Linked DNA regions of Homo sapiens: region 2 is linked to region 1. Evidence: chromatin contacts called from ENCODE Hi-C or POLR2A ChIA-PET data. All regions are on one chromosome and are shown on one strand. The core of a region is the stretch at or near the end of the contact, and the rest is flanking DNA. Distances in the headings are between cores, read along the strand shown.

Evidence for each region. Hi-C counts contacts between places; a loop is a spot of excess contacts on that map. ChIA-PET counts read pairs that join two places held with the same protein, here RNA polymerase II (POLR2A).
Region 2: a loop to region 1 is called in a map with no recorded cell type, with 5 times the contacts of the local background. The contact joins the enhancer-like site here to the promoter of LINC01954 in region 1. A Hi-C loop is called at or near these places in 1 of 37 single-sample maps with no recorded cell type. POLR2A ChIA-PET finds 5 or more read pairs at or near these places in 1 of 52 experiments (A549).

The regions. Positions count from the first base shown.
Region 1 is chr2:10,876,706-10,879,594 of GRCh38, reverse strand. LINC01954 (long intergenic non-protein coding RNA 1954) reads right to left here and starts at 1,328. Exons shown (of 2, transcript NR_110575.1): 1 at 1,151-1,328.
Region 2 is chr2:11,752,575-11,755,464 of GRCh38, reverse strand. All of the region lies in intron 1 of LPIN1 (lipin 1), which reads right to left. Among named protein-coding and RNA genes, the nearest start is that of LPIN1, 7.4 kb to the right of the region's middle. RefSeq lists an enhancer at 1,461-1,670. Within about 2 kb of position 1,529, at least 27 of the 41 ENCODE cell types and tissues checked have a DNase peak (open chromatin) inside an H3K27ac peak, as active enhancers do.

The DNA of each region.
Region 1 (2,889 bases), core at 79-2,578:
AGTTCTAGGAAGTCGGCTTGAAACGGCCTTAGGTTCCCCGCCTCCAAACCCTATTCTCCTGCCTCACCAGCACCTCAGAAGGTGACCTTCACTGGAAACAGGTTTGCTGAAGATGTGATTAGTTAAAATAAGATGTCCTGCTGCACTAGGGTGTGCCCTTAATCCAGTGTGACTGTGTCCTTAGGAGAGAGACACACAGAGACACATGAGGACAGAAGCAAGCCTGAGGTGCCACGGATGCCACAGACGTCACAGACGCCATGGACTGTCAGCCACCAGCAGCTGGAGGAGCAGGAAGGACCCTCCCTAGGCCTCCAGATGGGGCACGGCCCTGCCGATTCCTGGATCTCAGACTTCCGGCCTCCAGAACTGTGAGAGAATCGATGTCTGTTGCTCAAGCCCCAGCGTGGTGCTTTCTTACAGCAGCCCCAGGACACTGGGACACTGGGACACTCACACACACAACGTCCATAACCATTTTACTTTTCAGAGACTTGAACAAGCTAACCTGCAAGAAGTTCCAAGAAGGAGGAGGCAATCACCCCCTTGTCTCCATTTATTTTACCACAAACCTTTTTCCTCAAAAAAACTCAGTGTGCCATGAAACGTACTTTGAGAAGTGGGGGTCTTTGGCATGCATCTGTGGTACCCCAGGAAGGTGACATAGAAGGAGGGGCCAGGCAGGGACCACAGAGTCTGGGTGCCCCTCCAGAGAGGGTGTCTCACCAAGCCACAGGCCAACACCAGGCCCCGCAGAGACCCCTGCTCGTGCTCAGTGAATGAGTGGGCACCCCGACTAACAGGAATTTCATCCTATTGACAGACAACCGACCCTCTGCCTCTGGACCAGTGTAGGGGTTCACCCCAAAGGGAGGCCCCACCAGACATTTGCTCGCCTCCCTGGCCTCAACTCCCAGGCCTCCCCAGCCCCTTGCCCACCCCAGGCTTCCGTGACACCAAGCTGCCACATGCCTTGCCTTCTCTGCTCTGGGCCTTCTCACACATTGTTCCTGCTGTCTAGAATGACCCCCTACTCTCACTCCAATTCCACCTTTTGTCTGCTGACTGGATCGCCACTCATTCATGAAGGCCAAGTTCAGGGACTATGGACGCCCCTCTCAGGCCACACCTCCCCACCCTCTGCCAGCACCTTCCACAGTGAGGGCCCTGACAGCTCCTCCACCCTGGTGTCCAGGCAGCTTCTCGCAGTGAAGAGAAGATGAACTTCAACATGGCGGTAGCAGTTCACGCTGACCTTCTCCCTTGGCCTTGGGCAACTTGCTTTGCCTCTTCAAATTTCTGTTTTCTCATCGATAAACATTATCTATGAGCCAGATGTTTGTGAAAATAAAATAGCGTATTACTGATAGGTGCTGGACATCTAGTCGGTGTAAATAAAATTGCGTTGTTATACTGTTGGTAACATAGGATTTGTCCGGGGGCAGCTGGACCGGGAGCTCCTTGAGGACAGAGGCGGTGGGTGTGCCGCTCCTCTCTGCAGCCGAGCCCCCAGTCCTCCCAGAGTGAATGTTTGCTGACTGCACGAGGGAGCCATCCCCTTGGAGGCTCAGCAGGGTGTGGGCTGTGTTGTCAGCCCTTCCTCCTCCTGTTCACAGCCTTCCCTTAATGACTCAGGAGCACTCCCGGCAGCATCCCCTCTTACAACACACTGCCTTGCTCCAGGGTTGGCGATGGGATCGTTCCCCCCAGTTCCTAGAGCCTAACAGCACCTAGAGCACTGTGATTCTGCGTCTGATTCTGAGTCGTGGGGACATGAGCATCAGGGGTCTCCCCCAAGCACTCCATTTAACATTCACCCCCACGCTGGCACCATCAGCCGAGCAGATAGCATTTCCTGTCTCAGAACGTTCTTGTCATTTGTTTAAGCAAGTTGAAAACTGCTGCACCAGATCCCACTGAAAGGAAGTACTCAGAAGTCAGGTGGGTTGGGAAGTCGGGGAAGAAGGTCCCTCCCTTTACATGTCGTAATTTTTTCTGTTTTCTAAATTTATTTATACTGGATGTTCTAACATGCTGATAAAAGCCATCTACAAAAACATGCATTCATTAAACAGATATTGGGTACCTTCTATTCACCAAGCTCTGTAATGGGGTAATGGAGTCAAAATTAAAATTAAAAATTCCTACCCTTAATAAATATATTGATTAAGGTACACATTAAATGGCTAGAACAAAAAACGCCCCTACAGACAATGACCCAAACACTATAAGAGTTTGTTTTTCTCTTTTGTAACAGTCCCAAGGTGACTTCCACTCCACAAGGGCATTCCAGGAATCAGCTTCCTTCTATCTTTTTTTTCTTGCTGAGGTATAACTTACATGCAATAGGCACATAAATCTTAAAAGAATAGCTCAATCAATTTTTATGTGTGTATACACCTGTGTAACCACCACCCAAGTCAAAGTACAGAACTTTTCCAGCACTCAGGCTAGGCATGGTGAGTCACGTCTATAATCCCAGCACCTTGGGAGACCCAGGTAAGAGAATCACTTGAGGTCAGGAATTCAAGAATGGCCCGGGAAATCTAGTGAGACCCTGTCCCTATAAAACATAGAAAAAATTAGCTGGGCATGGTGGCTTTCACCTATAGTCCCAGCTACTGTGGAGGCTGAGGCAGGAGAATCACTTGAGCCCACGATGTTGAGGCTGCAGTGAGCTATGATTGTGCTACTGCACTCCAGTCTAGGCTACAGAAGAAGACCTTGTCTCAAAAAAAAAAAAAAAGAAAAGAAAAGAAAAGAAAAAGAATGCTTCCAACATTCAAGTTCCTCCTGTCTTATTGCTTTGTAATACCCTATGGTGTTATCTTCATTCCACAACAAAAACTCACTCATTTTATCACCTCTACATTTCAACCCACAGGAAAG
Region 2 (2,890 bases), core at 280-2,779, 880 kb before region 1:
ACAGGGACGAGGCTTGCTCATTTCTGACGCGGTACCTGCCCCATCGCAGGGCCCATCTCAAGCAAGAAACTTTTATTTTTGGTCCCATCACGACATTCCAGAGTGTAAAACAGCAAGATGCACCCACCACCCTCAAAGTAGCTTGGCAAGTCGGGGCACGAGGGGGAAAAGCACTAAAATTTAAAAATGAGAAGAAATGGCCGGGCGCGGTGGCTCATGCCTGTAATCCCAGCACTTTGGGAGGCTGAGGCGGGCGGATCACGAGGTCAGGAGATCGAGACCATCCTGGCTAACATGGTGAAACCCCGTCTCTGCTAAAAATACAAAAAAGATTAGCCGGGCATGGTGGCGGGCGCCTGTAGTCCCAGCTACTTGGGAGGCTGAGGCAGGAGAATGGCGTGAACCCGGGAGGCAGAGCTTGCAGTGAGCCGAGATCGTGCCACTGCACTCCAGCCTGGGTGACTCCGTCTCAAAAAAAAAAAAAAAAATTAGAAGAAATGAAGAAGACAGCAGGAATTGTTCTCTGCCAGAGCATAAATTTCACAAGACAATGCTCCCAAACAAAATTCACTGCAAACAGTTTAAATAAACAGCTGTGACACCTAAGGGTAAGACTGAAAAGCAGAAATGACACAAAATTGGGGGTCGGAAGGCCTGGCTGTGAGTGTTAACTTCTGGCATTTACCAGCTATGTGTGTGGGAGCAGGGTATTAACACAATGGCTCTGACTGAGCCCACCAGGCTGTCATCCTCAGTGGTCAACACAACGACTAGTTTGGAAAGGTCTTTGCTCCTGGACAACACATGCAAAATCTTATTATTGTCATGACCTCCCATAGGAGGTGGCTACAGAAGCAAGGCTCAGGGTTGGCCCTGGATGTGACACCTTCAAAACTGCTCTCACCCGCAGCATCACCACTCCCTGACAGAGCCTCTCAGAAGGTAAAGTCAAAAGCCATTGTTCAAAACCTTCCCTACAACCCTTAAGGACTTAGAAAGGCCGAAACACCCTCCTGGGTTCAGTCTGTGATTGAAGACTTCTCTGGCACTTGCTCAGCTCCGAGTGATTCATCATTTCCTGGAGAGAAGCTACCCAAAACCCACTCACTGCCCAGAGAGCAAACACGATCTGTCACATCTGCCCTCACGGCAGGTGCTTAAAGGGCACCTGTGGGCTTAAGGCACATCCAAGGAGCCTGGTGATTCAAAAGCCAACCTAATATCACTCTGGGATGGGGTGCCCCTTATCTGTGTTCCTGTTATCAGCAGGAAATTACAGCTCTCAGATACAGACCTGGCTGCTGCTCGTGGGGCCAACGGATCATGTCAGGACAACTAAATGACCACCCCTGGCACCCTTCCTCTAGGGAAGGCACTGTCGGCTCCCCAGCTGGGCTTGACAGGGACGATTTTGGGGCTTCCTGCTCACTGCCCTAGCCGCCCTCCTCTGAGCACACTACAGTCAGTGTCTCAGCACCTGGGGACTCTATCTGTGGTCCGCCCAGCACTGGATAAAGTCACAAACATCACGCTGTTACTGGTGTTCGCCGAGATCACATCCACCTTGGAGGTTTACAAGACAAATGAGGATTTTCATCCAAAGCATTTAAAAACACAAAAAGCTTCTAGGAAGTGCCCAAAATGGTATCATGACTAATAAGACTTGCATGAAAATGAAATTGATTTATAAATAGTGTTAGCTTCCTCCTGTAATTTACACTTACGGCAAAGAGGAAGTCTTTTCAGAGCATTGTGGACTGATACTTAACGGCGGTTGATAAGGGTGATGAATTACCTGTGACAAAAGAGGAAGTCTGGCTCAGACTCAGGGTGATACAGGGAAAGGAACACAGACAGAAAGTCAGGCCACCTGGGCAGCAGCCCACGCCCTGCTGTAACTGGCACACACTTATAGGCAGCTGCTGCCCTCTGCCAGGTCTGGATTGACTGAGTCCACCAGCGTCCCTGTGGTTAAACTGTCCTGGCCAGAGTGCCTTGAGGAGCTTCTTAAACAGAAGAGCACAGCTCTGCATCCATCACTACCTGCTGGGAAATTGGGGACTTTCTTGGCATGCCAGGGTTCGTGAGACATTCCCGTCCAAAATACAAAAACTCACTAGAAAAGCTGGAGATGCTTTAAAAGGCCTGCAGGTCAGAGGCCCTGCAAGTCAGAGGCCTTTTAAAGGTCTTTCAATACTTCCTGACAAAAGTGATGAAAGAGCAAAAACAGCCAGCCCTGGGGTCCCGCCACCAAAGCCCTGCCTGTGTTAGGCAGGTGGGAAATTTTGCAGCTCTTGCAGTGAGCTTCCAGGGTGGCAAAGTGGCAGGCGTCTCCTCCTCCAGCACACCCCCACCCTGCTCATCCCCCTCCTTGCCCAGGGACAGGAGGGCGTTCCCATAATTAAGCTCATCTGTAGAACTCCAGCACACAGCAGACGCTCCAAAGCATTCACGACCGCAATTTCATACAGTTCCAGAAAGGACAGCACTGCGGACACTGTCAGGATGAGGTGACAGAGGTCACATGGTTTCTTGCCTCACGATTAAATTAGAAAATTCCACATTTATTCCAAAATTGGCAGAATCCATCTCCAGGCTTCACAAATTGCCAAGAAACGCTGCTTTCTTGGAACTGCCAAAATTCAAAACCCCTGCCACAGCTTTCCTAACCCCACAATTTTTGCCAACACCAGCCACCTCTAGAAGATTAAGGTCAGTTTAAAATGGCCTTGGAGGCCGGGCGCGGTGGCTCACGCCTGTAATCCCAGCACTTTGGGAGGCCGAGGCGGGCGGATCACGAGGTCAGGAGATCGAGACCATCCCGGCTAAAACGGTGAAACCCCGTCTCTACTAAAAATACAAAAAATTAGCCGGGCGTAGTGGCGGGCGC